Linked DNA regions of Homo sapiens: region 1 is linked to region 2. A link is a loop called in an ENCODE intact Hi-C map of the cell type or tissue named here. Cell type or tissue: IMR-90. All regions are shown on one strand. Links, peaks and the distances in the headings refer to the core of each region. The heading gives the core; the rest is flanking DNA.

The links. Peaks named below come from ENCODE experiments on the same cell type or tissue, not always from the same donor. Only the 100,000 strongest peaks of a DNase experiment are listed, where the experiment ranks them.
Region 1: it touches region 2 in a loop (3-fold over the local background); 3 of 110 quality-filtered maps call a loop at or near these places.

What each region holds. Positions count from the first base shown.
Region 1 is chr7:83,914,798-83,931,539 of GRCh38, forward strand. It overlaps LOC107986745 (a long non-coding RNA gene), which reads right to left and starts at 13,080. Exons shown (of 3, transcript XR_001745027.1): 1 at 12,979-13,080; 2 at 12,743-12,873; 3 at 3,638-3,780. In IMR-90, for the core only: no CTCF peak of the experiment used is centred there; a DNase peak (open chromatin) is centred at 7,434.
Region 2 is chr7:85,454,594-85,471,335 of GRCh38, forward strand. The region is part of intron 2 of LINC00972 (long intergenic non-protein coding RNA 972); the gene reads left to right. Among named protein-coding and RNA genes, the nearest start is that of LINC00972, 42 kb to the left of the region's middle. In IMR-90, for the core only: a CTCF peak has its summit at 9,851 (motif pointing left); no DNase peak of the experiment used is centred there.

The DNA of each region.
Region 1 (16,742 bases), core at 5,081-10,080, 1.5 Mb before region 2:
TTTTAACAATATATTTTCTTACAATCCATGAGTATGGAATGGTTTTCCATGTGTTTGTGTCATCTATGATTTCTTTCAGCAGTGTTTTATAGTTCTCCTGTAGAGATCTTTTATCTCCTTGGTTAAATATATACCTAAGTATTTTAATTTTTGTGTGATTATTGTGCTTGAAATTCTTAAGAGAAATAAGCTTATTGGATCAGTTCAGCCCATGCATCCCTCCCTCCACCTGAGGGTTGTATGTGTATCCTAATGTAACCAGTCATGTTCAGGGCTGTGGATTAATGTGATAACAGATATAAATATTTACACTCTCATCTAGAAAAGACACTTTAAACCCAGAAGCTCTAGATGTGGTAGATGCTGTGGAATGAGCTGTGAATGAGGCAGGTAAACACGCTAACATGACTGGTAAAATACTGTATGAATTTAAAGAGAGCACTTGCCCATGTTTACTGCATAATGGAATGTAAGTCTGTTTCCTTTCTTTTTGCATTTTTCTTCTATTGCTCTGTTTAGAAGCTTTTCAAGATAGACAACTTTAGCACAACTTTTAAGTGGTTTTGAAATTACTATTTTTGTTTCTATTGTCTGCCTGGATGGCTTCTTTTTCCTTACTCTTCCTTTTTTCCATTCTCAAATACCTGAACCCTACATAATATTGACATAAAATAATTAAGAAATAATTTTAAAAACATTTTAAGATGTAATATTTCTAAGAACTTAGTTAATATTTATACTTTTATCACCAAAATGTTGACAATGATCTTACAAACGAAGGCAGTATAGCATAGTGACCAACAGTTCAGACTTTGGAGTTAGAACACTTGGTTTCTTATATAACTTTTATGATCTTGTACAATATGCTGAATGCATTTAATTTATTATATATACTAGTCATGAACTATCACTGTTAGTACTACTAGTAGTATTATTACTACTCTCATTACTTCTATAACTAGTACTGTTACTACTAGTCAATTGTCTTTAAAGCTTGTTAGTTCCTTAGAGTTTGCACATTAATGAAACATATCTAATTGTACTCTTGTGGCTTTTTCAACAAGAAGAAGATTTACTATTTTAATCTGAGCTTCATCGATAACCTTCTGTCAACTTTAACGTACTGAATATTTGTTCATTGGGGAAATTCTATCTTCTGAAGTGAGATCCAGACAGAAACACTTGTTTCTTTATCATATGAAAGTTGTCATTTTTCAGGGCTGCATAATTGCCCTTTAAAATCTTCTCTTCTCATGCTCCACTCGAACTTTGATTGACAATTTAGAGTACTACTAGATATTTTAAAGGCAGGGAATTTTATTTTCTAGGTTTTACTTTTTATAGCTTTTACTCTTATTTAAATTTTCTTGTTTTCAATGATCTTATATAAGAAGAATAAAAACCAATAGACTATTTAACATTTCATTTCAATGAAAATTCTATGCTTTTACTGATGAATGTTTTACTGTAGTCAAAGAAATGAAGCTTCTTAATGGGCAGCCTTCTGATACAAATTTTGCTATTATAGGTCAATGTGCATCCTAGTTTCTACATCTTAATGTACCTACCATATTATTAGAGGAAAAAAAGTAGAAAGGGAGGATATAGGACTATGTTGAGAAAGAAAGCACACATCAATTTCTTTACAAAACCTTACAAAAATAGTTGCCTATTTCATAAGAGAAGTGATCATGAGTAAAATATAACTCAAACATGCACATAAATTATAAAGGCAGAACAACCTTTTCATTGAGATTCACATTGTGGCAACCCTTGATTTGCCACACATCTTGGCGCTATGTAAATATTTCTATCATAAATACAAATCAAGAGGAAGGTCTTTTTTAGATTAGCGGTAAATTTGAGAACACGTGGCAGCTCAATTGCTGGAAAAGAACATTCTCTGGTGCCTTCAGTTTTATTTCCGCAAATGGCAATCTTAATACCCACTCACTGAAGCCTTTCCAGGAAAGACTTCTTGAGCATGGCAGCTGGTTTGCAGACATCAAGACATTTAAATTCTTTCGCTGGTCATCCTCGGGAGGAGGATTATGAAACTAACGTATGGGAAACCTTACATTTACATGTAACAATTGTAATTCATGTGGACATGGTAGAGATTAGATTTTTCTTTCTCCTTTTTAAAAGCCTAATGTTATTTAACTGAAACAACTCTGTGTTGCTACAAATAGGTAAAATAAAATTACATCAGTTATAAACATTTGAAACCAAATAGAGGCTTTTTAAAATCCTAACTAAATAATCTTGTATGTTCTCGGTTGGTTGGTTTGATCTCTCTCTCTCTCTTTTTCTTTTTCTTTTTGCTTCTTTCACCAATAAGACTTGTATTCTGACAAATAGCAAGATTATGGAATATATTGTTGAAGTTACTGAATTAAGTGTTTTGCCCAAAAATAAAAATGAAAACCCAAATCTATCTAAATTTTCGTTGTTTCTAGTTTTGAAGTAGAGATCAAGTTTTGTGTTGGAATTGAGTGATTTAAAAACTAATTAATTCGTTGTCTTGATGTCATTGGTTTATTATAAATTACATACTTCTGGCAGGACTGGGCTCTCTATACAATAATTTAAAGAGAAATGATAGCTACATAAACTTACTATAATCTGTAAAAAGAGAATTAAATAGCATGTAATTCAACTACATTCATTTGGTCCTCAACTTAAAAAGAAAAGGACATCATATTACCATTTACACTGCTGTTCCTGATAGCATATTTCAGACTTTAATTTTTCAGGTTGTTATCGAATAAGAGCTAACATTAAACTTGGGACTCATTGGACAAGAAACATATAGCTAAAAAGAAGAGATTTTCAAAAAAGAGAAATCAAGTTACTAATTCATTGATTCATTTATTCAATGTGTCTTGAGAAAACACTATGCTAAGTTTTTTTGGGTATTGGGGTTGAGAAAAAGACAAAACAATACACCTTTCTCTAAGCTATTTGAATTATAGATGAAGGAATAATTATTTACATGATTAATATAACTTTATTAATATAAAATTAATGCAAAAAAGGATGTGTAAAGATGAGGTGGCATAAACATTTTTAGTAATGAACTGAACCAAAAAGTAGTATCCCCTGTTCCACATTGCTTTTACAGTATGAGTCTCTATAAAATCTCATTTTAGGCACACAACTAGAAAGAATGCCAGATGGCGGGGTGATTTTTAGATCCCATCTCAGGGTCAAAGTTGATGGCCAGATGTTACAGATCTGGAGAAAAGAGTCTAAGCCAGATGGAAAGGGCAGTTTAAACATACACACAAACATACATGCTCTGTATTTTTAAAGGGCTAGAAGTCTGGTATTTCTTTAGTAAGTCATAATCATATGTGTATTTTCTAAGTACAAGTTTTAAAAGTTAAAGATATTATTATTAAGAAAGCAACTAGTTGTAGACTTACATTGAAAGAAATTATATAATTTGATTTGTGTTGAAAATGTTGTAATATACTAACTTGATATTCAGCCAAGTGATACTGACAGTAAGTCTTGATGTGTTGATATCTATGACCATGAATCAAACATCTTATTATATTACAACAATTTTCAGAACAGTGTTCCTCCTAATTCCCATCTCATTTCATCTCTTATAAGGCAAGTTAGTCCTTGATTTGCTCTCGGTCTCTTGTGTAAACATGCTTTTCTTAGGTCTGTATATCTTTATTTCCCACTTCCTATACCAGGCATTCAAGTCAAAACCCTCTGCAGTATCCATTCCTCTGCAACACGTGGTCAGGATATTTGAAGAGCCCTCTGGAAATAAAACAATGAGATCTTAAATCAATGACAATTCACATACTTTGAATTCATTAACGGGGTATAAGAAAGTTAAGGAAATCTTCAGGGGCAAACAAAACAAAACGATCAACAAAAGCAACAATAAAAAAAAGTGAGCTGAAGGCTGGGTGTGCTGACTCACGCCTGAAATCCCAGCACTTTGGGAGACCAAGCAGGCAGATCATGAGGTCAGGAGTTCAAGACCAACCTGACCAATATAGTGAAACCCTGTCTCTACTAAAAATACAAAAATTAGCTAGGCATGGTGGTGCGTGCCTGTAACCCCAGCTACTCAGGAGGCTGAGGCAGGAGAATCGCTTGAACTCAGGAGGCAGAGGTTGCTGTGAGCCAAGATAGTGCCACTGCACTCTAGCCTGGGCAACACAGCAAGACTCCACCTCAAAAACAAACAAAAAAAAGAGTGAACTGAAACTAAGATGAGTAAAGACGTTTTTGAATGAATGTTTACATCAATATATCTGCAATAAGAAATTTCTGTAAGGTATGTTTTTTAAAAATGGGAAATGACCAGAGAAGGAGAACAGTTACAAGAAAGAATAACGAACTAAGAAACAAGTAAATTAAAATGTGTATTGTCTATATAAAATAATAGTATAGTCTAATTTATAGAGATAAGGAAAAACAGATAAATAGTAGGAGAAATCAAAATTGAAAAAATCTAAGGACCTTGTATTGTTTGGTAGGGGATGAAGACACTGAATAACTTTAGAAAAAAGTTAAATATATACATAAGTGATACAATTTCCAAATATTTTTATTCAAAGGGAAAAGATGAAAAAGAAAAAAGGCAGTCATGCCAAAAAAGTAAAATATAAAAAATTTGAAACTTAAGAAAAGACACATTCAAAATGCAAAATAAAAATGGTAGAAATGAATCCTTTGTGTCAGTTGTTATAATCACTGTATTAGGTTGGTGAAAAAGTAATTGTGATGTAGTATGCATAGAACAGGATTTTACATCATTATCCTATTATCCCTAATATTGGGTTGGTGCAAAAGTAATTGCAATGTTTGCCATACTTTTATGGCAAAATGCGCAATTACTTTTGCACCAACCTAATAAATAGGCCAAATTTGACAGGTAGAAAACAGAGGTCATCAGGTGGGATAATGATGTAAAATCCTGCTCTGTGTATACGACCTGTATATAGATAATATAAAGATGCAGAAAGATACTCAATGATAAAATTATGTAGTAATTATCCAACTCCAGAGTATAGGACACTCTAAGAACAACTATTCACAAGTCTATGGTATGAAAATGGTGCTGGAAGTGAAGGAGAGAGATCAGTTCAAGAGTAAAATGTATGCCTTTTTGCCATTTGTATCTGTATTACATTATATAAGTTTTTTTAAAAATTACACTATCCTGACCTAGTTTGGAGATCCCAACTAGAAGTCAGCCAGTTCCCTTCTTGAGCAGCTGAATAAGTCCTTACTCCTATCCGTTTTCCTTACCAGGTTCACACACTTTAGTCAGATACCAGACAATGAGAGACAGCCCCTATGTCCCAGATCTCACAAAATTATTCAACTTAGTCGATCCACAGGGAACAGAGAAACCTAGCTAACTCTGCTTGCCATACGTAAACTGCCTTTTATAGTTTTAGTTTACTGTTACTCTATCCAAAGTGCAACTCCCAAAGTGGGTCTGCCTGGCAGCCTTCTCTCATTTGGAGCTGTAAGTAACAGAAAAGTTCTGCCTTTCATCTATTCAAGTATTACCGTGTTATGGCTCTCCATCAAAAAGGTCTTTAAATCTTATAAAACACATAACAACTGTTTAAGTGTGTTTTGTGTTGTCATAACAGAACACCACAGACTGGGTAATTTATAAACAATAGAAACTCTGGAGGCTGTAAAGTCCAAGAACAAGGGGATCACATTTGCTGAAGGCCTTCTTGCTGTGCCATAACATGGCAAAAGGCATCACATGGTGAGAAAATGCACAAGTGAGCAAGAGGGGGCTGAATTTGCTTTTACAACAAACCTACTCACACGATAACTAACCTACTCCTCTGATAATGACATTAATCCATTCATGAGGGCTCTACTCTCATAACCTCACACCTCTTAAAGGTGCCACCTCCCAACACTGTTGCATCAAGAGTTAAGTTTCCAACACATGAACTTGAGGGGTCACATTTAAAGCATATCTACAACCCTAACCTTAAAGGTATGGGCATCCACATAAAGTAATTAATTCAACATGCATATTCAGGACTCCAAGTAGGAGGTGTTTTGTAGAATTTGGGAACAAAAGACCTTCATAATGAAAAAGCCTTAACATGATTGCTCTGGAGCAAACAAAGAAAATGTAGCCAGCTACTATTTGTAACTAGCTTTTTAACTTCTTAAAGGAAGCAATTATACCTTATTCCTCATGTATATGCCTAGCATAATATGAACTTAAAAACAAATACCAATCCCTTGAGTTCAGAAAATATTATAGATCTTTGTTTTTTAGATTGGACATTATGGGAGATACCTTTTAGTGTTTCATTATTTTTGTGTGAAGGATTTAGTCCTATCTAATTATATTAATTTAAGGTAGGCTTAATAGACCCTGAGGTCAAATAACATAGACAATAATTATGTTGAGTTCAGATATAAATAGTATTTTGTCATTTTAAACTAAGCTGGCTACAACTAATGTTCTTTTTCCTCAGTCTCCAGCATCTGCTGAACTTACTCTGTAGGTTGTATTGTCCTTACATTTTGGCAGAAACATAAGAGGGAACATATTTTCCTTACTGCCCCTCACACCCTTTTACTGGAAGGTTCCACTACTTTATTTGGACATTTTCCATTATACTTCTTATAGCATCCATATGCTAGCTTTTTGTGCCTATTAATGTTTTCTTTACTCTGGGCACCTTTCCAAACACACTACTTTGAAATATGGAACTTCTTATTTAGTTATATAGCCAATATCTAAAAAACCTCAACTAAGAAAAGATTTCCACCAGCATTTTCGAAGGTGCTGTTAAGATCCATCAATGCAGCCACTCAGTGAGTGTGGAAAAGAGTCTTATATCAGCTCAGGAAATCCACCCCATTAAAGCCTCTATCAAACAGAACATATCAGAAGGCACAGCATACAAACCACTATAAGGAAAAACTGTAGCCAAATTCAGCAGCAACAGATGTAGAATAAATGCACTTATTGACTAACTTCCTTGTGAGGCTATATTTGTGTTTCTACTTATTGGGTGCAGATTATATTTTCCTGCCAACAGTAAATGCTGTTGATTTAATACATGTGACAGCTCTACACCACATTGTAGCCCCATGAATGCTGGGATGGAATAGAAACATAGACTTCTTTTTCTAAGATACAGAAGGTAACCCACAGAATACACAGATACTTTTGCTCAGGAGAGGCCCATGGCTAAGAGGAACTTGTATATTGTCTTTGAAAAAAAATACAGACATGAAGTAAAAATACATTTTGGATGGGGATAAGCAACGTTGCTTCTTTTCCAGATGTCTGCCTAATTTCCTTGCCAGAAATTTCAAAGATGTGTATAAAATTTTCCTTAAAAATATGCTTACCAATGTTCTGTGAAAGAAAAAGCAAGGCACGTAATGACTTCATCATCTCAGAATGAATCATAATGGACCAAATACTGCATCATTACTCAGAAAATATGAGTCCAGAGAAAGCAGAGATCAGGGCTCTGGCTACTGGCAGAGCCATGCTGGTTAGCATGAGCAGAGGCTTTTAATCCAATTGTAAATTTTCTCCTTTGTGATGATGAGATTCCATCTCCAGCATTTAGGAGGTAAACATTTTAAAGTAACTGGTAACATCACTCGAAAATCAAATCCCAGAGATGCTGGCTGGAAGCCAAAGAGTTACCCCCGATGTATAAGAAAGTGGTTGCAGCATATAATTAGGTTAATGCTGGACTAGACTTGCTTTTGATGAGTTGGCAACTGTCATGACTGCCTTGCTTTAAGTGGGCTGGTGCCTGGAAGGAAACTATACCTATGGGACTTAGCAAGAGACAAGCACCAGAAAGCAATTGAAAAGCTGAAATTCCACAACCTTTTAAATAATGGAATCACAGAACAGAAAGGTCATCTGTTCGGGTTCCTGACGTTACATGCGTTTTAAGTTTGAAAGATAAAATTTGATCCACGCTTCATTTATGTCTCCAAAAGGAGACTTCACCATCTTCTTTGGTAAAGGTTTTAAGGTATAATATATCAAAAACTTCTTCCATATGACTTTTCAAACTCTCTTTGTTGTAGTTAAGTCTCAGTACACTTTTTTCTCATAATATATTTTTACATACGCATATGTGATTCCTTCATATTAACTGTTCCAATATCTGTACTTTTTTATTAGTCACGTTCCACACTGTGAAACTGTTAATTTTTCAGTGGTTTAAAACTGATGATAATTCCATTAAAAAAAATTGATCCAATTCTGATTAACATGGAAAATGTTACACTCTGGTTCTTGGATTTTCTATTAAAGTCTGATTACTTACAAAAATAGCATGTTTGTGGTTATCTGATACTTTGTTAATTGAAAGATACTATGAGGGACACTAAATACACAGTTTGCCCAATGCTAAATGGTTAAATTACTTAAAATCAAATTTGGATGAAAGTGAGAATTAAAAATATCAATATATAGAATAAGTTTCTGGTATATAAGAAAAAAATGCTGATTTTATATAAAACGAAACAAAATTATTATTCAATTTTATTTTGAAATATATAGAATTACATGTATATTTAAAGTTTTACACTTTACTGCAGGAGCAAAAACTTTTCAAAAATGTTAACTGCTGTAATGTCCCTTAGTTATATAATAATACTAAAAATATGAAATACATCACTTTCCAACAGCACATTTAATAGAACAGATGATTTTTTTGTGCTCTGTGGAATATAATACAGGGAAATGTTTTTCAGTAACATGTCTTCCAGAAGGAATTTTTAAACCAAAGACTCAAGCTTGAGAAAAATCTCAAGAATACATTATGAAATTTGAAAATGATTGGCAAAGTATAGCATTCATTTTGAACAGTTTTTTATTTATAGAAAATGTTAGCCTCTCCTAAGCGAATTAATGCAGGAGCAGAAAACCAAATAATGCATGTTCTAACTTATAAGGGGGAGCTAAACAATGAGTACACATGGACATAAAGATGGAAACAATAGGCACTGTGGACTACTAGACGGGGGGAAGATGGGAAGGGATCACCCACTGGGTACTATGCTCACTACCTAAGTGATGGGTCATTTGTACCCCAGACCCCTGTGACACACAATTTACCCTTGTAACAAACCTGCACATGTACCCCTTGAACCTAAAATAAAAGTTGAGAAAAATGTTAGCCTCCATAGACAGAAAATTATGAGAAATTTTCCACTTGAATTATTCTCGCAAGTACACGATTCTGAACTTCGATAAGAAAGAACAAAAATGTTGTGGGTACGTACTTTGTTCTTGCATTTTTTTCATTCCTTTAAACATTGTATTATTAATCCTGTTGCAAACCAAGTTGACTTGTCAACAATTTTATGTATATCACTTTAGAATTTTTCCTCCTACTGGATTTTTATGTTTATGTTGATATTTTTCTTCTAATTTATCATTAGGGATATAATTACCAGATAGTTTTAAAGGTGTTTTTTTTTCCTTGCAATGATCATGGCCTAAATGAAGTGAAATAACAAAATATTAAGACTTAAAGAAAATTAAATACTGTGTAATGTTATAAATTTTAGAATTCAAAACAATTCTACAAAGATTAAAAGTACTAGATAGTTCATTTTTACAGTTTTGTTTTAATATTATTTATGTTATTATAAAAATCTCCCCCCAGGCCAGGCGCGATGGCTCACACCTGTAATCCCAGCACTTTGGGAGGCAAAGGCGGGTGGATCACGAGGTCAGGAGATCAAGACCATCCTGGCTAACATGGTGAAACCCTGTCTCTACTAAAAAAAAAAAAATACAAAAAATTAGCCGGGTGTGGTGGCGGATGCCTGTAGCCCCAGCTACTTGGGAGGCTGAGGCAGGAGAATGACATGAACCCAGGAGGCGGAGCTTGCAGTGAGCCGAGATGGCGCCACTGCACTCCAGCCTGGGCGACAGAGTGAGACTCCGTCTCAGATAAATAAATAAATAAATAAATAAATAAATAAATAAATAAATAAAATAAAATAAAAAGAAAAAGAAAAATCTACCCGGGTGCCGTGGCATATGTCGGTATATGTCTGTAATCCTAACTATTCAGGATCCTAAGTTAGGAGGATTGCTTGAGGCCAGGAATTCAAGGCAGCAATAGCTATGATTGCACTATTGTGGCAATCCAGCCTGGGTGGCAGGGCGGGTCCCTAAGGGAGTCTCTCTCTCTTTCTCTCTCTCTCTCTCTCCCGCTCTCTGTCTCTCTCTCTATATATAAAATCCTTTTTAATGGTAATAAATAAATGATATAATTTAATATATAATTGTATATTTATATATTATAATTTATATTTTATATAATATAAATTATATGTTTATATTATTAAAAGGATATACTTTTCTTAAAATTTCTGTGGCCAAGCTAATGTATTTTGTCTTTTAAATTTGTATGGTTTCTTATCTCTTTGAAACATATAATTTTATTTATGCATATGGTAATGTCTTTCACAATCATGATGCATTATTGTAGCATTTCGCATGTTCAGCTATAAAGTATGCTCATATATGTGTATGTTCAGAAGAAAAACCTTGAAATAAGGTATTCTCAAATTCTAGCCACATTTAATGAATCATTCAGGAGCTATATGTCAGTCTCTACCAGGCACTTGTACGTGCTTTGATGTACAATTTTTTTTTTTAATGAAATAGTGTCCCTTCCTGGGTGTGTGTGTGTGTGTATATTTCATCTTTCGCTTTTTAATTAAAATATAATTTAGTCATTTAAACAATACAATTCACTCATTTAAATTGTAAAATTCCTCAGATTTTAGTATATTCACAGAGTTGTGCAATCATCACCACAATCAATTTTAGAACAATTCATTACTCCTAAAAGAAACTTGACGTGCATTAACAGAGTCTCCATTTCCTCTCAACCATCTCAGCCCTAGGCTGCTGTATTTTCTGTTTCTATAGATTTGCCTATTCTAGACATTTCATATAAATGCGGTCATACAATATATGGTATTTTGTGAGTGATTTATTTCACTAAGCATAATGCTTTCAGGGCTCTTCTATATTATAACATGCTTTAGTGCTTTACTCTTTTATCTTGCTGAATAATATTCCATTGTATGGAATATTGCATGTTATTTATTCAGTCATCAGTTGGTGGACACTTGCATTGTTTTCACTTTTTGGCTATTATGAGTAATGCTACTATTAATATAAATATTCATGTCAAAGTTTTTGTGTGGACACCTGTTTTATTTCTCTTAGGTATATACCTAGAAAGGGAATTGGTGAGTCATAGGGAAACTCTATGTATAACATTTTGAATAACTGCCAGATTGTTATTCACAGCAGCTGTACCCTTTTACATTCTCAGAGGCAATGTACAAGTGTTCCCATTTCTCCATACCCTCAAGACTTGCTATCGTATGTCTTTTTGCTTATAGCCATCATAGTGGGTTTTAAGTAGTATCTCATCTTTTTTTCTGTGTGTGTGTTTTCCTGATAACTGATGGCCAATCGTGTCGAGCATATTTTCATGTGCTTAATGGCCATTTATTTATCTTTTTTGGAGAAATGTCTAAATGTATCCTTTCTTCATTTTTAAATTTGGTTTTTGTCTTTTGGTTATTGTGCTATGTGAGGGCTTTTTTAAAATTTTGAATACAAGTCCCATATCAGATATATAATTTGTGAGTATTTTCTACCATTCTCTGGTTTTCTTTCCACTTTCTTGGTAAGATCACTTGAAGTACAATTTTTTAAAATTTTGAGAAAATACCTTCTATTATTTTTTATCCCTTGTGCTTTTAATGTCTTATGTAAGCAGGCTTTGCCTAATCCAAAGTCTCGAAAATTTATTCCTACATTTTTATTTAAGAGTTTTACAGTTTAATGCTTACATTTCAGTCTATGATTCATGTTGAGATAGTTTTGTGTATGGTATGATGAAGGCATTCAACCAATTGTTTTACATGTGGATGTCCAATGTCCCAATTCCATATTTTGAAAAGACTATTTTTCCCCATTGAATTTTCTTGGCACTGTTGTTGAAAATCAATTGACCGTTAGTGTAGTTGTTTATTTCTAGACTCTAAAACAGATTTCATTGTTCTATATGTCTAGTCTTAGGCCAGTATCACACTGATTACTGTAGCTTTGTAGTAAGCTTTGAAATTAGGAAGTGTGAGTCTTACAACTTCACATCTCCTTTTCATAATTATTTGGCTCTTCTGGGTCCCTTGCAATTCCATGTGAATTTTAGAATCAACCTGCCAATTTCTAAAAAGAAGGCAGCTGGGATTCTGATATGAGTAGCTCACTCACCCTGGGAGTGTCAAGAGGACACAACTTACACTAAAACTTTGAGGAACAGATTTGTAAGGGCAGCCCCGGTATCCATGGAGAACTCTGTGGTCATTCTTCTCTGTAGGTCAGAAATTGTACTGGAATCTGCTGCCCTGAACTGGAAGTATTAAGTGCAATGGGGATAATCAGATCCCATGGTGGCAGAGTCCAAGTGGTGTCACTTAATTGCAAAAGGAAGTGATTGTGCTTACTGTAAAGAACAGCAGAGTCAAAGCAGATCAGAATAGCCTGTCCCTGTAAGTGAAATAGATGAGCATTCTGTTAAATTCTCACTCGATCTTTATAGATAAAATAGTCCTAGGTCAAGTAAATAGAAGTCTAATTTCACTTATGAAAACATAGTTACAGCTTCTTGATCAATTCCCAGACTTGAGTCAGTTTACAGACCTGAAACTCTTTGAATGAAGGGGCAGTCAGGTCACCTTGAAGAAAAACCTGGATACACTGCCAAAAATCCATACTGTTACTCTTTCATCGGTTTTCTGCCAAGGAACCTGTAGACTTTTACTAGGATGACTCTGCATTGGGAAAAGAAAATAATCAGCCTTTTGGTGTATTATTGGACACTGGCTCAGATTAACACTAATTTTAGAAGACCCAAAACATTACTATGGTCCACTCACCAGTCTTACTAGGGGCTTGTGGAGGACCAGTGATCAAAGGAGTTTTAGCATAGGTCTGTCTCACAGTGGGTCCAGTGAGTCTGTAGATACATCCTCTAGTAATTTTTCAGTTCTGAAATGGATATTAGGAATATACATACTCAGTAACTGGAAGAATCACCATATTTGTTTGCTGATCTGCAAAGTATGGGCTATTAAGGTGAGAAACTCCAAGTGGAAGCCACTAAAATTGCTGTACCTAGGAAAATAGTAAACCAAAAATAATACTGTATTCCTGGAGAAATTACAGAGATGAGTGCCATTATCAGACACTTGTCGGGTTTAAATAATATGTCCAGCCCTGTCACTGATAAGACTATTTATTAAGTCAATAGAAACATTACTCACAGTGCTTTTAATATAAGTAATATTAAAACCTATTTTATCGTTTCAAAGGAAAGGAGTGTCATCTTTCCATTTCCAGTGTCATAACATGTAGTTACAAAATACTAATCTGTATACACATTATATATGAAAAAATATGTTATCTTATATACCTAGAGTACTAGAAAATGCTTAACTTCCACACGTCTCACTAGTATTCTTTGGCAAATATTTGTTGAATGCACATTCCTTTAAAAATCAAAACCATGGGATTAGTTATCTCCTATATTAATTTCTTGTTGTCACCAGAGTAGAATACCAAACATTTGTAAATTTGTTGTTCACATCAAGCAATATCCATTTATTATCTCTCAATTTCACTGGGCCAGAAGTCTAGGCACCATGCAGCTTGGCTGCTTCTCTGTTCTGCATTGCAAAAGGAACACATCAAGTTGTGGGCAAGACTATTCTTTCATGGAGGATCTAGTGACAAATCCATTCCCAAACTAATTCAGGTTGTTGTCAGAATTCAGTTTGAGTGGCATTATTTTACATTTTAGCAACTTTCTATAATATCTGGCAGTAAAAAAGAGCAAGATTCTCCTGTCATCTTCTGTCACATTGCACAGAGAAGGGTGCCTCTAAAAAACTCCACTGTACACCTATGTATGAATGAAGGTGAAAAGGCAAATGATGCATTAGTATTATTAATATATTTTTGACCTTATGAATCCACTGAATGGACTTGGGGTTCCCAAGGGGTCCACAGAAAACACATTGAGACCCACTTTTCTAGTGGAAAAAGAGATAAAAAGATTATTTAGTGGAGTGACAAGTGAGGAAAAGGATCACACAAAGTGTTCACTTGTAACTAAGTCTCTAGCTTATCATGCTATAGAGGGCATCATTCTCAACCTTAAGTTGTCCTTCCCAAGCCAGAGCATAAGAGGAAAGGACAACAATAAATTCCAACATGTATTTTAATTTACTTTAGAATGAATTTAAGAAGAAGTAGTTGTGTGAGAAAATGTATCAAGATTTTCTATTTCCTTGATCTTTAACAAATTATTCTTGTATTTTTTTGACCTGTAGTTGGAGAGGCCAATGCTCTTAGGTTTTCAAACTATCATTTAGAACCAACTGCTCCTCACTAAAACTCATCATAGCAGGAGCTAGGTTTTCTACTAGCAGCTGGTTTAAGTTGCCACCTACCTTCTACTTATAATAAATTTTCAATAATTTTGTTTATTTGTTTTTCAACTTTTATTTTTATTTCAGGAGTACACATGCAAGTTTGTTATATATTAGATTGGTCCAAAAGTAATTGCAGTCTTTGCCATTAAAAATAATGGAAAAATGACAATTACTTTTGGACCAACCTAATAGGTAAACTCATGTCAAGGGGGTTTGTTGTACAGATTATTTCATCACCCAGGTTCTAAGTCTAGTGCTCAACAGTATTGTTTTTTTGCTCCACCTTTTCCTCCCACCCTCAAGTAAGTGCCAGTGTCTGTTTCCGTGTGTTCTCATCATTTAGCTCCCACTTATAAGTGATGACGTGCAGTAATTTGTTTTCTGTTCCTGTGTTAGTTTGCTAAGGATAGTGGCCTCCAGTTCCATCCATGTTCCCACAAAAGACATAATCTCATTATTTTTATGGCTGCATAGTATTCCATGGTGTATATGCACTACATTTTCTTTATACAATCCATCACTGTTGGGCATTTAGGTGGATTCCGTGTCTTTGCTACTGTGAATAGTGCTGCAATGGACACGTGCGCATGTGTCGCTGTATTAGAATGATTTCTAATCCTCTGATATATACCCAGTAGTGGGATTGCTGGATTGAATGGTAGTTCTGTTTTTAGGTCTTTGAGGAATTGCCACACTGCTTTTCACAATGATTGAACTAATTTATACTCCCAATAACAGTGTATAAGTGTTCCCTTTTCTCTGCAACCTGGCCAGTGTCTCTTATTTTTTGACATTTTAGTAATAGCCAATGTGACTGGTATGAGATGGTGTCTCATTGTAGTTTTGATTTGCATTTTTCTAACAATCAGTGATATTGAGCTTTTATTCATATGCTTCTTGGCCACATGAGTAATTTATTTTAAAAAGCTTAAAGCCATTTCTCTTTTTCTCAACAAAAACAAAGGAAATACTGGGCAGCTGTATTAGTCCGTACTTATGCCGCTGTAAAGATCCTGCCTGAGACTGGGTAGCCTTTATGCAAAGGAATTTTAATTGACTGACAGTTCTGCAAGGCTGGGGAGGCCTCAGGAAACTTACAATCATGGCAAAAGGGGAAGCAGGCATCTTCTACACAATGTGGCAGGAGAAAGTCTGAGTGTGTAAAGGAGGAACTGACAAATACTTATAAAACCATCAGATCTTGTGAGAACTCACTCACTATCATGAGAATAGCATGGGGAAAACTGCCCCCATAATCCAATCCCCTCCACCAGGTCCCTCCCTTGACATATGGGGATTATAGGGATTACAATTAAAGATGAGATTTGGGTGGGGACACAGCCAAACCATGTCAGCAGCTGAACATGATCTTTTAGTGGGTGTGTACTTAAAATAATTTTCTCCATGATTGCTGACAAACTGCTTTCTGGCCTCAACTCTTTTATTCAGAGTCCTGTTAGAGTATTTAGTTCCTGAATATGATTACCTTAATCCTGAGGGGAAAAATGAATAAATGAATGTAACGTTCATATACATTTCATTCATTGGAATGACATTTTTTCATTCACATTACTAGTTGTTAGGCCCTATAATTCACAATTTCTTTTATCTTCACCTATAACAAATGGCCCTGTGAATTATTTATTTACCCGATGTAATACCAGATTTCTCTACTTTATTAGCTGGTTTATAAACCAGAAAATTAAGAGTTGTCTAGCATCCTTTGTGAATCATTTTAAAAAGTTGATGCTTTTAGAGCAGATGGGAAAAGAGCAACAGATTAGGAAATGTGCACAGAGATACAGCATGTGATGTTGGGCAAAATATGTTTCAAAAATAAAATCAGTTATGCTTTTGGTGTAATAATAAGCTCTTTCCCCATTTATTTTCATTGATTCATCAGTTATTTGGTTATTTATTAACAGCTCTTGATCTTGGATCCTGGGTCAGGCACTGGGCTGGGCACTGAGAATACATTTGTCAAAACACATACAGTCAGGCCTTGGTAAGTTCACCTTAATCAAGGGCATTTCAAGCTGGTAGCATGCAGCCTAAATCCAGCCTAGAGACATCCAAAACAGTGTGCTTTCTTTTTGTTTTTGATTGTCTTATCACTTACAAAGTTTTATCACTGCCCATAAGCCACAGGTAACTGGCTTCTAAGCCATATTCTAGTTAGCGAAGCAAGCACACCACAGAAAAGGTAG
Region 2 (16,742 bases), core at 7,307-12,306:
ATCCAATAGAGTGGAGCATCAATTATCTGTAGCAGTAACCCTCTCATTAATGTACCATTTATTGGCTTTTCTCCTTTTCCCATCTCACTTATCTCATCTGTCCCTCATTCATATCTCCTAAGATCACCTCCCAAACAAATTATATGTTTGTTTGTCTTTGTCTCGTATTGGCTTTTGGAGAAAAATGAACTAAAATAGTTTGACCTCCAGTTTCTATAAAGAGATACTTAAACCTTTCCAATACCAATAAACAAAAATTCAGTGAACCTCTTGAAGTAAAACTCACAAAACAATGTTCTGATGAATTAATCTACATGATTCAAAAACTTGTGTGTTCCATTGCCCTGACTGCACAGAGAATCTACACATCAAAAAGAAACCAAAGTTATCCTCAATTGTCCCTAATTTTTGGTTTTGCTGATGCATGAAACTTAGATGTTGCTATGTTGTTCAGTATTTGGCCAGCAAAAAGCTTGGCTAATTCTCTTATCATTAACCACAACCTACATCATCATTGTTGCCAAGAATGTGAAGATAAACTCCTCAATGTAATACATGCCAAAAAATATTGTGTCCTTTGTGTCTAATTGAACATTTTTTCCATTTTTTAAAAGTGAGCACTTTTTTCAATTACATTTGTTTTTAAAAAGACTGTATTTTTAACTGGATGAACTGCTTACTAATTCTTTCTTCTTTTTCTGTTTTTCCTGTGGAGTACTCCCTATTTACTTTTCTTACCTAAGGTGAACAACATAATGTTTATACATATATACACACCATATATATTAAAACATATACAGTTTTATATGTGGTTTTATGTATATATACATACACACACACACACACACACAAACACATAGTTAAATGGTTAGTTTAAACACATGAACAAGGTAAGGCTATTATTCTTTGGTTGGTAAGTAACTAAATGAAAATGCTTTACTACTAAGTATTTTTATTAAATACTAGTACCACTAAATTAGAAAATTCTCAGGCCCTAGATTTAGGAATTTATTTAGCTGTAGTGCAAACATGTAGAATATAATTCATAGGGAAACAGTTTTTCCAGTTAAGAATCTTGAGGACTACATTAGCAAAAAAATACTTAAATTTGATTTTTGAGACTAATAAAATAAATGTAATTAATAATAATGCAAAAACATAACTACAATTGTTAAAATATATTAGTTTGATATTTTGTCTAGTTAATTTAACAAAAGAAAATGAGAGGGAGCAGAGAAAAGGAAAGAACATAAATTGTCAGAAAGTTGGTCTACTTTGTAAAATTCTTAATTGACTTAGATGTAACTAACTTAATAATATGTTACTTGAAAATATAAATAGTGAAATTTGTTATAATTTTAATTGTTATCTCATGGCCAAATGAGATGTAAACTGTAGAAAACCTCTGTTTTTCTAAGTTGTAATGAGGAAAACTTATCTTTCTGTCTACCTGTAACTTTTCAGAGCCAAAATATCTCTGAAAAAAATTTGTCTCTTTGAAACACTTTTCCTTTTCTGATAAGCAATAATTATATAGTTTTTCAAGTGACAACTCATTCTTAAGAGCCATAAATGACATTGAGAGAGTTATAAAAGATTTTAATTTTATATATTGACAAGTATAATCCAAATTTCCTATTTCACCAGATAAAAGTAAATTTTCATAATTACATAAAAATATGTACTAGTATGTCTTGAAGTTGATTATTCTATTAGTGTTTTTTTTTCCTGCTTTTGTATGGATAGAATCAACCTTTTGTAGGCTGTTACTTTTGCCCTATCTTTATATTTCCTGGGTACCAATCTCCTTACCTGCAAAGAAAGAGATTTGAAAATGTGGTCTCTAGTGTCCTCTCCTGACATAGCCTATAGATTCTAAATCCTATCCACAATTCCCAATTCAAGACCACATGGCCATTTTCAGTTCCCCCACCCATGTTATCGAGATAGGCTGACTTCTCTTTGCCAAGTTTGTTCATGGGACCAATGTGGTATATCCAAAGTGTATCTAATCTTGAAAAAATGATGACATCCTTGAGGATAGACTATGTATTATACTTTCCTATCCTCATCACAGAATAGGTGTTTAATAAATACCTATACTATCATCACAAAATCACTTATATCTTGTATGATATTGTACTAAAAAGAAAAGAAAGTGACTGTCACTTGATTAAGTTTCTTATCTTTTGGGGGGCACAAACTCTGCTTTTTACAACTTTTACTCAGGAAACTGATTTAACACAGAGAGAACCATTAAGTATCACTATTTTTGTTGTATCACTTCCCCCTGCATATCCTGATTTAGAAGTATTCTTTAATTACCAAAGAAATAATGCATCACTGAATCAGGAAATGTTTAATTATGGTCTGGTAGGAGCTTTGCTCACACATAGGTAAACCGTGTAACTTCTGGAGTCATTGAAAAATAATATTTCTTAATATCTGACAAGTCGTCAGCTATGCACTTAAGACAAGCCTCAAAAACACTTGTTTGACTATAGGTGGATAGGTGGACATTGGGTCAGAGTCAGACATGTGTTTGAAATATAGCTTTGCCATTTATTGAGTAAACTTAGAGAAGTTGATTAACTCTTCTGAGCTTCAGTTTCTCTGTTACAGTAAAATAGAGAATGGTAGTAACTATCTTACATTTTTGTTGAAAAGATTCCTTAGGATGACATATATAAACCACTTAGCATTCCTTGGCCTAAAGAAAGAAGTTTAATAAGTAATTTTCTTACTATTTAAATTATTGTGTGGAAACTATTATAGAGTGTATTTTTGTTTATCTTTAAAAACAGTTTGCTTTGGTTTGTCAGATTAATTTGTGAGAACATGAATAGCACAGTTGTGTAAGAAGTTTAGAACCTGTTTAGCTTAAGATCATGGAATCATCGAATATTAGAGCAGTGGAACACTGAGACATGAAACGTTTCATTTCACTTCCATCATTCACAACACATAATACATATACATCATACAGACGAAGAAAAGGAGACCCTGGAAATTGGAATATATTTTCTTTGTTTGCACATATAGAAAACTTGGGGGCTAGTCCTAATTCTCTCTTTTTCTAGCCAGCATTGCTTTATCCACACAATTCAGTCCTCTCAGATAATGAGAGATCAACATGAAGAAAATTGGAAGAAAGTAACAAAACATGACATAGATTTGGAATGTATGTGTTATCTAGTAACAAAATAATGCTATAAGACAACCATAATGCTCAGTAACACACAATAATAAACATTATTCAAATCTATAGGTGGGTTACTTATGCCGGACTTAGCTGGCCTGATTTTCTGATCTGACTGGGCACCCTCAGGCATCTGTGGTCTGTTTCTGAGGAAAGACGGCTATTGGCTGAGGCACTCAGCACTTCTCATAGTCTATTATCTTCAAGGTAGCTTGGGCTTGGGCTCACAGAATGGTAGGAATCCAAGAGAGAGAGAGAGCAGAGGCATTCACATTTCTTGAGGCTTAGGCTTATCCCTGCTACCGTATCACCTCTGCCAAAGTCTACTAATCAAATACATCATGAAACCAATCCAGAACTAAGTGGTGGGGAAAGTGGGGAAACAGACTCCACTTCATGATGGGAAAAACGTCAAAGTGCTGTTGCTAAGATGTAAACACGAATAGGGGTGAAGACTTGGGGCCAATTTTTTAAGCCTTCAAAGGAGATTGCACAATTTTGTAATAAAATTAACCTTTCCATCCTCTGTCTTAATAATATTTCTCCAAAATATTTGATATGTTGGTGTCTAGTTGCTGTCTAATTGACATTATAAGAAAACTTCAACATTTAATATGAAAAAAATGCCAAAATAAAATATTTTAAATGTTAATAAACTCAGTTGGATTGCAAAATGTAAATATCAACGTTATCTCTTCTTTAACCATAAGCAGCCTTCCATACCCTTAGTCAGAGTGCATGTGGGCTGCTCTTTATCATGAATTAAAACCAGCTTTGAAATCTCTTTGTCACTTTCTGAAATCAAGATTAGAATTAAGCGTTAATGCTACCAAATATATCAATCATCTTAACACAACCATTTAGGCACTCATACAGAAGACTTATCATCCTATTACAATACAATATATCAGAAAATCTTGAAAATTATTGTTGTGATATATATGCATTTATGCATTTTCATTTTATTTATATTTTAACATAGATAAGAGTAAAAATAATTACTAAAATAATCAGTTTATTTTATTATTTTTAATGGCAAATCAAGTAGATTTTAGGTGAAAAGATTTAGAGTTGAAGTCATCTATCTTATGTATAAGGTAGAAATATTTGCCCGTTTTCTAAATCATTATTGTTAGTTAACAAGAAGCTAATTTGAAAGGCTGTTTATAAAACAATTTATAGTTACTGTTTGAAATATTAGTAATATTTTTGAAGGATATTAGTAAGTTATTGGAACTGATTAAGAAGATAAATCTCTGAAATTAATTTTCTATCATAAACACAAACATTTTTTAAAAATTGAGCTTATCTTAATAGAATAATATTAAAATAAGCTTATTCCCTACTTCAACACTTAATACTCTTGTGTTAAAATAAATTACTTTCATAACAAATATATTATGAACAATGCATATGATTTTTCTATTCCACTGGAAATAAAGCTAAACTTTAAAGTAAGATGATTGTTCTATAAATTTCAAGACAATTGTAAGTAAAAATGTGCTAATTTCATCTTAATGGTGGTACCTTAAACTCAAGCCAAATCATGATTATAAGAAATCAGACTAGGACAGAATGAAATATAAGTCCCTGAGCTTTAATAAAGAGTAATTATTTTAACTGAGGGTTTTTTCAGGACTTGATGCTTTTTTACATCACTGACATTATGGGAGACATTATCAAAATTATTAACAAGTATTTTTGAAGATGTTAATATTTGAAGAATTATAAATGCAAGACTATAGTTACAAATGCTGTAATCAAACTTTTCTCTTATACATTTATGAAAAATAACATTATAAATATAAAGATTTTCTGTTTTTCATCTTTCATCGACGATGTATGGCTTTCAAATTCTTCTGTTAGCATAGGAGGAATAATGTTTCAAAATGTATTTTTTTGAGCATATATATTGGCAATATAATGTGCTAGTTGAACTTCTAACACTTGGCTGATATTAAGTCTTGGTTAATGTGCTTTTTCTCTGGTATTTCTAAAAGTGCTGTACTGCAATATTTTTCATTTGTTGATTTACCTGGTTAGACAGAATAGGTGTCTAATTTAGAAAAGGTAGCTCTTGTTTATTGTGACTTTTATATTTATTTACAATGTTCAGTAGTACTTTACATTCTCTTTAACGAAATCAGCTAAATTCCAACAACAACAACAAAACTCTGAGGCATTCATGTAGAGTAGGGTGCAATAACCTTTGCTGTTTTTCCAATAAATCATTTGGCACTTATAGCTTATAATAAACAGTTCTCTTCATGCGCTCTGAAGGAATCTGATCTTTCGCTAAGGTAAGTGTTATCCCAAGGGTTCAGAGAGGATGGAAAGAATTTAGAAACCTCAAAGTTGGCTTCTGTGAACACCTGGTTAATTATGTGAGACAATAAATGGGAAGTATGGCAACTTTAAGCATACTTATTTATTTCCAGACTACCAGGGTGTGTATATATGTGTGTGTGTGTGTGTTTGTGTGTATATATACGTATATATACGTATATATACATATATATATGTATATATACATATATACGTATATATACGTATATATACGTATATATACGTATATATGTATATATACATATATACATACATATACGTATATATACGTATATATACATATATACATACATATACGTATATGTATGTATATATACATATATACATATATACATACATATACGTATATATATGTATATATACATATATACATATATATACGTATATATACATATATATACGTATATATATATGTGTGTGTGTATATATATATATATATATATATATATATATATATACTTGTTTTCCTACTTCCCTATGTAGAATACATATAAAATAAATAACTTTATAATAAACCTTATGAAAGATAACCCTCCAGACTCTGGCTCATCTAATTTTACCTTGGAAGGAATAGTATTATTTACCAATCTTAATAACAAATACCTGAAAAGCTACCAGATCATTAGGACTGGAAATCAAAGCACATGTCCATTTAGGAAGGGTCTTCTGAAATTGGTCTTCTGAATTATTTTAAATGTTAGGGATATTTGTGATATTTTAGTATATGGAAATATATTTTGCATTGAGTCTCATCTCAGTGTTTACATGTATGGACGATATACATGTAATAATGTTTATGTTCAGTTGTTGTTTATGGTCAATGAGGGGTAAGAATAACTCTCCCATTGTCTTCCAGAGTAAAATTAACAACCATAATAATACAAATAATAGCTAATAAAATATGCTATTATGTTACATATGTTAATCTTTCCCAAACCATGCTGATTTTACTATTATTATTACAACTTTACTGATTAGAAAGTTGATTTTAAGTAGTTAAACACTTAGTTGCCCACAATGATCCAGTTCACAAGGGGCGAAACTAGAATTCAGATAGAGGAGATGACTCTAGATTTTGAGCTGTTATTAGCTGCTACACTGTACACTGTGAGCATTTGACTGTATTAGGAGGTCCAATCTCACACTTATATTTGTACTTACGCAAAGCCCAAAACACTCCATTGAAAATGAATATGGGTATGACAGAGGCCTCCTTTTCTATCACAGGTTTCTTCCCTTTATGCTCATTAGAGCTAACCTAATAAATAAAAAGGTTTATTTTTATGAGAATGTTTCTAACATATCAAGATTTGCACATGCCATATCATTACCAATAAAGTTCGCTAATGAGCATGGCTTTGTACATCAAGAACTGTAAACTGTAAATGGTCCAAAGTGCATCTTATCCTCAGGCAAAATAAGTAACTTCCCACATATATATGTAATTTTGGAGGTGCCTACAGAGCTCTTCTGTACCATCCTATCTCCACTCCCCAAATCCCAAACACCATCAAACACCTAATTTACTCATCACCAAACTCTGAATTGTCAGGATGCGTTATAAATGGAAAAAGCTCCAACGTGGGAAGAGTTGATAGGTGAAGGAAACTGCAGGCTTGGGATTTGAACTAATGCTCTCTCCATCCCTATTTCAGTAAGAAAAGGCAGTGTCTTGCCAAAGAAAAGTCACAGTAAAAGGGAAAATGAAACCGCTATGTTTTTGTTATATTCTAAATGATGTCATGACCTAGAAAATGTTATCCTTTCATAAATACCATTGTCAAATATCAAAATGTTAGTGGTATAATAGTAGAAATTAAAAATCTAGTTAGATCAAGATACTAATTTAGTAGTGAGGTCCCACTTCCTACTTCAGATTTGGCTTCAATTCAAAAGAAGTCAGAAAAGAATATTTTTAGTGCTGTTGTAATAGCATTACAGTTCTCTATTTTTGTTTTGCCTCTGTTTCAAAAATTATATCTATGCAATTTATTTTATAAATAACAAAAATGGCCATAAATTTTACCCTCTTATGCAAACTTACTTTTGCAATGTAACTTTTTGTATCTCCTCCAACTTGCAATTCTTCCATCAAGAAGTAGAATCTATCTTCCACCCTTTGATTTGTGGCTTATCCATATGACTTGCTTTGACCAATGGAATATTAACAAGTGTGATGCTAATAGAGATTTAAAGCATTTATGCACTAGATCTTGCTCTCTTATGGCTCATTGAATCTTGATGCTCCATGTGCAGACACCTGAGTATCCCTGGAGGATGACAAAACTTTTTAAATGAGGACTTTACAGACTAATCAACTTGCCAACTGTCAGATATGATTGAGATGATTCTAGACCATTTAGCCTTGGCTGAGCCTGTATAGACAGAAAAAAAAAACTGTCTAAGCAATCTAAAGAATTGTGAAAATAATAAATACTTGTTGTTTTAAGCCAATAAGTTTTGGGGTGGTCTGTTGCACAGCAAAAGATAATTGATACATTCCCTAGCTTTTTTTTATTGTTGTTGCTGTTATTGTAGATACAGATATTTAAGAAAACATAACTAGCACTTTCTGGCATGGGAAAAATACATATGGAAATGTAAAAATATGAATGTTCACACTCTTCAGTAATTCTAAGAGAGCATCTAATTGCTAGGTTCCGAAATAGAATGAAATACCACTGCTCAGTTTACACGACGCAAAACTGGCTCCCGTTGTGTTGCCAGTATTACATGTGAGGAAAATGAGAAGTACAGTTATGTTTATGTTGACACGTCTTCATTTCAAGTTTAAGCATTTGATTTGTTTATACTTTCCCCCATTTCCTTGGTTCAGCTGCACTGTCTGGGTTTTAACAAGCTTCAGTTTTACCTCATTCGGTGAGACAGTGTCTGAGTTTAGGATTAACATTTGTACAGTGAAACATAAATGCTCATGAATTGTATATAATATTTTAGCAAAAGCTTATTTAGTTTTACTGCTTTCACAAATTTTTGGTTTAACCAGCAGCCTTCTATTACTCCCTTACAAATTCAATTTAATGGATGGTAAGAATATAATAGTTGGAATGTCTTCTTTCTAGGTTAATAAGTTTAGTAGGTAGCTGCTCTCTGCTGTGGATTAAATAAAAGTTTCAAATTTTGCTTTATCTTTTTCTGTTTCCCTTTATTCAAAAATCTAACTGCTTCTCTTAACAAATAAATCTAAAAAGTTTAAGTTACTCTGAAATAAGTGCATATCCTGATCGGATTAACTAAAAACAATGCTTGAAAAGTTTTTAAAAAACTACACACAAAGTTCTATGTCACTATAACACCATTTTTCTATCTTGTGTATGTAGGATATTTTTGAAATCTTCTGCTTTCCCTATTTTTGCCCTTCTTCCAGTCTCCTGAAATAAGCTCTCCCTGTCCTCAGGAATTCAGTGATCTAAACAACATAGAGTTAGAAGAAAACTTAGAGGCTTTCTTGAGTCTATATTTAAAATATATTTTACTCCTATTATCAATAAGAAATGTTTTAATAGATATACATATAATATTGATAAAATATTATCATAAATTAATTTTTATTTTCATATTTTCATCAGTGCATGATGATAGTTTTTAATTCTATTTTATTTCATTTCCATTTACTTCTATTATATTATCTTTTTATTTGTTGGGTTTTTTCTTGTTTTGTTTTTGTTTTTAAGTGTTGGTCACTCACTACTAAATTGATTTTGCATTTTAGTATTGGATTTTGACCTATAGGTGGAAATATACTGTCCTACCTTAGAAGGAATAAAATAATTTACATCTTAAGATGCCTGTTATGATAACTATTTCATTCCTTCTCATCTTTCTCTGCTTTTCTCCTAGTAAAGTAGATATCTCTATTCTAACCTCCTTTCGAAGGAGAGGAAATGTTATCTCCACAGACCTCAGGCCCATGGCAGAGCCATCCCATGAATCTTCTATCCTTGGATCTCCTTTTCTTTGATTTCCTGATAATCATAATGACTCTCAAATTGGCTTATAGTTCATTTCATCTTTTTAAAAAAATGTCTTGCCACCTGTCCTTCTTAAGCCACCCTACACACATATACCCTGCTTCCAGCTACTTTTCGGTTTTCTTTTTTAGTTTCATTTTTCTATCCCAGTGGCTCCTGCCCCAAGACTTTGTCTTAGATACTCCTCCTTTTGATCATAGCCCTTATCATCATCATTTTTGTAGAGCCCCAAACACCACTAGGGATAATTTAAAATGGCTGGAATCAAGTATGGTTAGCAAAAATGACTTCCAAAGATGGAGAAATAAAAAATTATTTTGATGAGAAATGGGTCCCTCTACTGGTTTAAAAAATAATGAAGATTTAATTAACTAATTTATGTCCCTTGAATCTTTCTGTCACTTTTCTAGCTAAGCATTGGACAATGATATCAAGTAAATAAATTAAAGTTTGAGAATATATGTCCTTGTTTAGAATTATATCAGGTAATCTCTCATATATGAGCTGAATCCCAGTCTGCTCTACTTCCCAGAATCACTCAGAACTCACTGGAGGGAAGCTCTTGCTTTTCTGCCTCTGGTATCTGCTCAAATGCAGGCACTCTTATGGTTACAAACTTTCCCAGCTTCCACTCTCTCTTATGTTTCTCACCCCAAACCTTTCAATCTATTTTCCCCCTTTCAATCTATTTTCCCCCTGCTTACCTATGTCCATCTTTATGAGAAATGAAGTATGTTATTTTCAAACCCAAAAGTATCCATCCTTGCAGGCACATGCAATTAAAGTGGGGTAGGCGCATTCCTATCATGACTTTCCAGACTTTCAGCTGTAAGATGGGGATGCATTTATACTGTTCAGAGAATCTCACTGTGCTGAGAACCTATATTCTTCTCTTGGGAATCAAATCACTTCCCTTCCTTTTTCCTCACTAACCTCAATTCCCAGTTACTCAGTGTTTATTGATCTCAGCTAGATGTAGATAGAAAAGCAAAGTTCAGGTCATAGGTCTCTGCTAGAGAGCTTTTGCAGTTTTGAAGGTTATCAGATTCACTATATTGCTAATTGGTGGATTTCAACAGGGAGGAAAAAAAAATCAGTCAATGTAGGCTGAGAAAATAGTTAAGTGCCAATAATCTTACTTCACGTTTAATAGTCACCACTTGCCTTCTCTATCTCATCCTTTATTTATCAATATTTATTGATTGATTCATTTTCTAATGGTTATACAATTTATTACTAGAGTCTAATTTTGATTTGATAATTTTTATCACTTATTTATAGCAATATAAATCACATAGTAATCTGCCGTTTTTCACTAAAGCCAACATATGAATTGTATTTGATCCTTTTTATCTGGAGGGCCAGCTGAAATTTTTAATTTTAGAAAACAAAAGCAAAAAGTAGAATCTTTTCTTAAAAAGAAGAGCAGATATATGTCCTTAATTCTGTAAAAACTCAATCAATAGAAGCCAGAAAGTGGTAAGAGCAAACTAATGACAACTGTTGCCAGACAATGTCTCCTTGACAGAATTAGCTACATAAATAATTTGTAAGGTCCCAGTGCAAAATAAAAAGTGGGGCTTCATGTTGAAAAATTACTAAGAATTTCATTATGCCAATAGCAAAACATTGAACTATTCTCAGGGCCCCTCTAGGTATATAGTACTCTTTCCAACTGCACAGGTCATGTATATCCATGAAGAAGACCTTGATTCTAGAACATGTTTTGCAAATGTATACTGAAAGCTACAATCTCCTCCTCATCTGTATCTGTATCTATTGTATTGAGTCTTTTTTTTTTTCTTCACAAGAAGAACTTTTTGGAAGAGTAGTCTAGTTGACTGCTAACAAATTCATTGGGAAACTGCTTATATGTGTGGAAAATAACACAATTAGATTTCTATTTCATACTATTAAGCAAATAATCAGTTCTAGGTGGATTTAAGACTGAAATGTAAAAATTGAAAGTTTTTTTTAATTTGAAAACGATAGATTATGGCTTTAGGCCAGGGAAATGCACTTTAAAGAAGTACAAAAATGTACAAAAACACAAAAGTTGAGATTGATATATTTAACTATATTAAACATTTTAGAAACTAAATTAAAAGACAAATTAAATACATTAAAAAAAGTCAAGGCTATAATGTGAGAAAGTTATCTGTCATACAGATAGCTGGTAATAGGTTACCATCAGAATGTATAAAAAATCCTTTAAAATAGGCAATGACACATTTTAAAAATACTATAAAAAATGAATATACTTGAATGACCGATATATCTATAAAAACATGCTCATTATCAGAACACTTCCAGGTACCATTTTACACCTCATCCTCATCTCCATCAATAGCCTTGGATGTAGTCACAGAACTTCTGAGTCACTAGGGGTAGGGTGGGGCCTTGGAAAGTTAATTTTGAAGAAGCTCTCTGAGGGATTCTGATGAGTACCATGGTTGAAAAATGTTTTCTTGAATTTTAACAGATCCTGGTCCAAAGGAATCAATCATCATAGCCTAAAATTGTAACTTCCACACAGTTTTTCAATCTGTCACTTCCTTTCCATTGCTGTGGTTCAGAGAGGTTTAGAGAGGGACTTTGCTACGTGTAAAGAGGTTGGTCTTAAATGCCAGACAGCAGTATACTCCAGCTGTGCAGGAGGTGCAAGGACCATTAACCCACAACTACATGGAAAGCAAGGAGAATAGTGTTCATGAGTCTCCACCAATGTCTTCTATATTAGGTGACAATCATTTCCTCCAAACCCTTTCTCTCTAAACCCACAGCTCATAGAGAAACTGTATTTCCTGATGTCCACAAGAACCTGTCTCACTTCTTCTTTCATCCTTGATTGATGGAGGGAATAAATCATTCTTCACTTCTAGTGAAAAAGGAGGGAAGAAGTGCTCAGGGAAGGATGCAGCCAGGACATGGATTTTTATTGGACCTGAAAAGATGATTAGTTGCCCTGTAATAGAGCACAGGCGTGTTCTGATAACAGTAACTTCTACATCATTTGAGGCAGAAACAGAAAAACAAACCTTATATAGTGTCTCACAAAAGTACCCTTTAGCTAATCTCTCTAATATATAAAAATCTGTTAATCTGAAGAAATAAGAGATTAAAAGTATATATAAAAATGGGTAAAAGAATGGATAGAACTTACACAGAAAAAATAAATGTACATAAAATATACAAAAATATGCACCATATTATTCTTTATAAAAATGCAGAGATTACTATTACTGGGAAACCGGAAAATTTCAAAAGTTTTACGGTTTATTCTGTAGCTGTGGCTTTTGGAAAGCAGTAACTCTCATGTCTTGCAAAATGGTCAATCTCTATCAAGGAAAATTCCCTTTGATCTATAATCTCACTTTTAGAAATCCACCCTGACAATAGGCCTTCCAGAATACAAAACAACATATTATGATGAATTGTTATAATTTTGTGTTGCCTCGGCATTCATTTTGAATACAAGTTAAACTTTCTGATACCAGAAGCGGGGCTTAGTCATTTTTGACACAATTTCCAGTTCTACACCACACTTACATGACTCAACCTAGCCAAAAAACTTAGATCCATCTCTCCCGCTTCTTTTAAAAGGACAGTCAGGCTTTGCGTGGGAATGTAAAGTGACCCACACCATATTCACTTACATATACCGCTAGTTGCCATGTGCTCTTCTCCCTCTCTGTCTGACTCTTCATTCCTGCCTCCTGTGACCTGGGGACAGAGGACTGCCCTCTTGACTCATTGTGCCTCCCTGCCCAGGATCTGTAAGTGAAAATCTTTGAACTTGTTTCTTATTGTGGTAGTATATTAAATTTGCGTCTTCCATCTGAAAAACCAGGGGCTTCCCCAGGCTGGGTTTTTTCCTGGAAATGCAGGCAAGAGCACATAGTCAGGCTTCCAGTGCCAGAGCAATGGTCAGTCATAATCTGGACACAGGTCAGACAAAGACAACGTAGGTATCTGCCAGTATAAAGAAGTTTCCCATGTGACAGATACCCCAACTCCACCCCAACATCACGAGTTAGACAACCAGACATTAAGCCATCCTCCGAGTAAAAGAAATAAATATCCTGTGAAAGGCATACTGTAAACACCCATATCCAGCCCCAGTCCTTTTCCTTTAGGGCAGGGTTACTAGGTGCTCTGGTACTGGAACCCCAGTTTAGCTGGGGACTCTCAAAACACATATGCAAATGGTATTTTTTATGATGCTATTTCGTAATAGCAAAATTTTAAAACAAATTCTCATCTATAAAAAACTGCTTTAATAAAGCATCATAAAAAAACAAAAAGAAATACGAAGTAGCCATTAGAAAGAATGAGAAAAATCTCTATAAATTGATAGAGGAGTAATTTCTAGAATATAATTTTATGGAAAAAAGGAAGGTCAAAGATTGCATTCAATACTTTAATAGGTTATTATTTGTGCAAAAAGAAGACAGATTTTCCCCCAAAAAGAACTAGGGGAAAGATAAACCAAAAGGCAATAAAAATGATTATATATAATGGATAGGAGGGAAAGGGTGGAGCTGGATATAGTGAAAGGAAGATTTCCTTGAGTAAAATTTTTAATATAGTTAAAAGTCTAAATAAGATAAAAAATCTGAAGTTATCTAATAACTGAGTCTATAATTATTACTATTAGTGGCAGTATCCCTATTTATGATGTTATTTTATGGGCACTGTAGAATAAAGCCAATAAATTAATACATTAATTTTATGAAAAGAAAACATGCCAGTAATCCCAGTGCTTTGGCAGGCAAAGGAAGGAGGATTGCTTGAGGTCAGCCTGAGTAACATAGCGAGACACCATCCCTACAAAAAATGTTTAAAAATTAGCTGGGCATGGTGGCACAAGCTTGTAGTCCTGGTTACTCAGGAGTCTAAGGCAGGAGGATTGCTTGAGCCTACTAATTTGAGGCTGCAGTGAGCTATGATCATGCCATTGCACACCAGCCTGGGTGGCGGAGCGAGACCTTGTCTAAATCATACATACGTGCATATTTTTACTGAGAGAAAAACAGGTACCAATATAAAATACAAGGTAAAAAAATCCTGTTAATGTTAAAATTTTATTAGAAATATTAGTTTGAATTCTTGATTAAAAACACCAAAAGACATTTCCTGTGTCTGTCCACTATAAAGGTCTAGAAATAACAATAACCTAGTAGCAATGAGACACCAAATGACCAGATATTGGTTTCTAAGTACAATTGCTGATTACAAGTAATTAATACCTATTATGCCTGAAGGAAAAAAAAAATACTAAAAGGCTCATGAAGTAAAAGGGAGGGGGCAACACTGACCTAAAGGGGCCCCTTCAATTCTGGTTAAGTTGAGAATCTCCTAGAATAATGAAAAAATTTGATTATAATCTCCTAAAACTGTGAGTCCAAAACCACAAAATGTAAAAAATAAAAAGCAAAAGTCTCCTTTTACAGAAGACTACCAATAGAGCATAGAATAAATGATGAAATCAGATGAAATGTGAGAACTAATGAGTTTGTAGCTCCCAATGTAAAAACTCCTTTAGGCACTTACTATAAATAGATGTTTAAACCATTGGGTTAAAGATCATTGGGGAAGAGAATTTTTTTGCATCAGTTGTAAATGATTACCCACAGATTACCAGCTAATTACAGAGGAAAAAGTTACAAGGAAGAGATATGATAATCACTGCTCATATCCAAGTGATCCAGCAGTTACACACACAGTTGGGCAGCCTGATATTATGTACCTCCTACATGTGATGCTGTAGAGTACACAGCGTTATCTATGTGGTGTCATTGCTAAATGACAGATTTTCCCTTAAGGTAATTATGATGAAATAAAATAAAGCAAATTCAGAAAGTGGAATGTTCTCAAAGAAAAATGGCCTGACTCTTCAAAACAAAATGTAAAAATATAAATAAAAAACAGTAAAGTCTTTAAAAGTAAGACACAAAAGGAGTGTGTTGGGGGGAACTCTTGTAGATTAAAATAGACTAAATAATCATAACAAATGCCATGATGAAACCTCACTGGATCCTATATCAGGGAACAAACCTAAAAGTTACTTCTAGGAAAACTGGGAACATATGATTGTGGACTGTATACTCAATAATCTTATAAAATTATTGTTAACATATATTTTATGTCGGATAATGATATCGTGGTTATGCTGGATAATGTCTTTCTTTTAGAGGTGTATGCAGCGTATTTATGAGAAATTATTGTATCTGCAACCTACTTTTCAAATGGTTAAAAATTGTATGCAGAGAGAAAGAGAGAGAGAGCAATGATGGAGGATAGAAACACTGATGAAGCTAGGTGAAGGGTTTAGAGTTAGTCATTGCATCTTTAAAAAGTTCTCTATAGAGTGGGATTTTTTAATAATACGAAGTTGGGGAAGGGGAAGGTGTTTGTCTCATATTTACTTTCTGCAGCTCATATTCTGCAAGTAATATTCTTGCTCCTTTCAAACTGTACCAAAACACCCTCATTAAGCAGTCAAGCTATAACCACAACAGCATCACCACACCCTCAAGAACAGTTGAGTTTTATACATTGTTCTCTCATTTTAAACAGCAAATGGCTGTTTCTTGCCCTCCGTGTCCATCCCCACACTGCCTCTAAAGGGCAAAAGCCCAGATAAGCAATTTAACAATTTACATTAACACATAATACTTAGTATCTGATTTCAGGTTAAGGTGATTTCATAATTGCTATTGCTGTTGTTTTTGCCCATTTATATAATTTTTCCCAGAACAAAGAATTCTATGACACAACTGGGGATTATACATTACAGCTTTAGGAAAAACCTAATTACCTAAAAATTTTAAATGACTCCCATATATGCACATGCTACATTACATGGATTTGTAGGGTATCCTCACAAAATTTTCCATTAGGTAAAAATGCATTTCCTGAAATATTTATCATACCTGTATTTATGCAATGTTAGTTTTCTCATTTATATTAGGTCTGTATAGTGCTAAAACCTAGTAATTGCTTAACAAATACTTGCTGAGTAAATCACGGAATGTATGGTACTGGAGACTTGAGGTTCAATAGAAATAATCAATAAATAAATCTTTGAATATAAAGGAGATGTCTGAGGGAGATGTGTAGAGTTTAAGGGAAATAAGTCAAAGAAGAAAAATAAACTGAAAAGGGAAGAGGAAGAGTAAAAGAATGGCAATAGCTGCAAACAT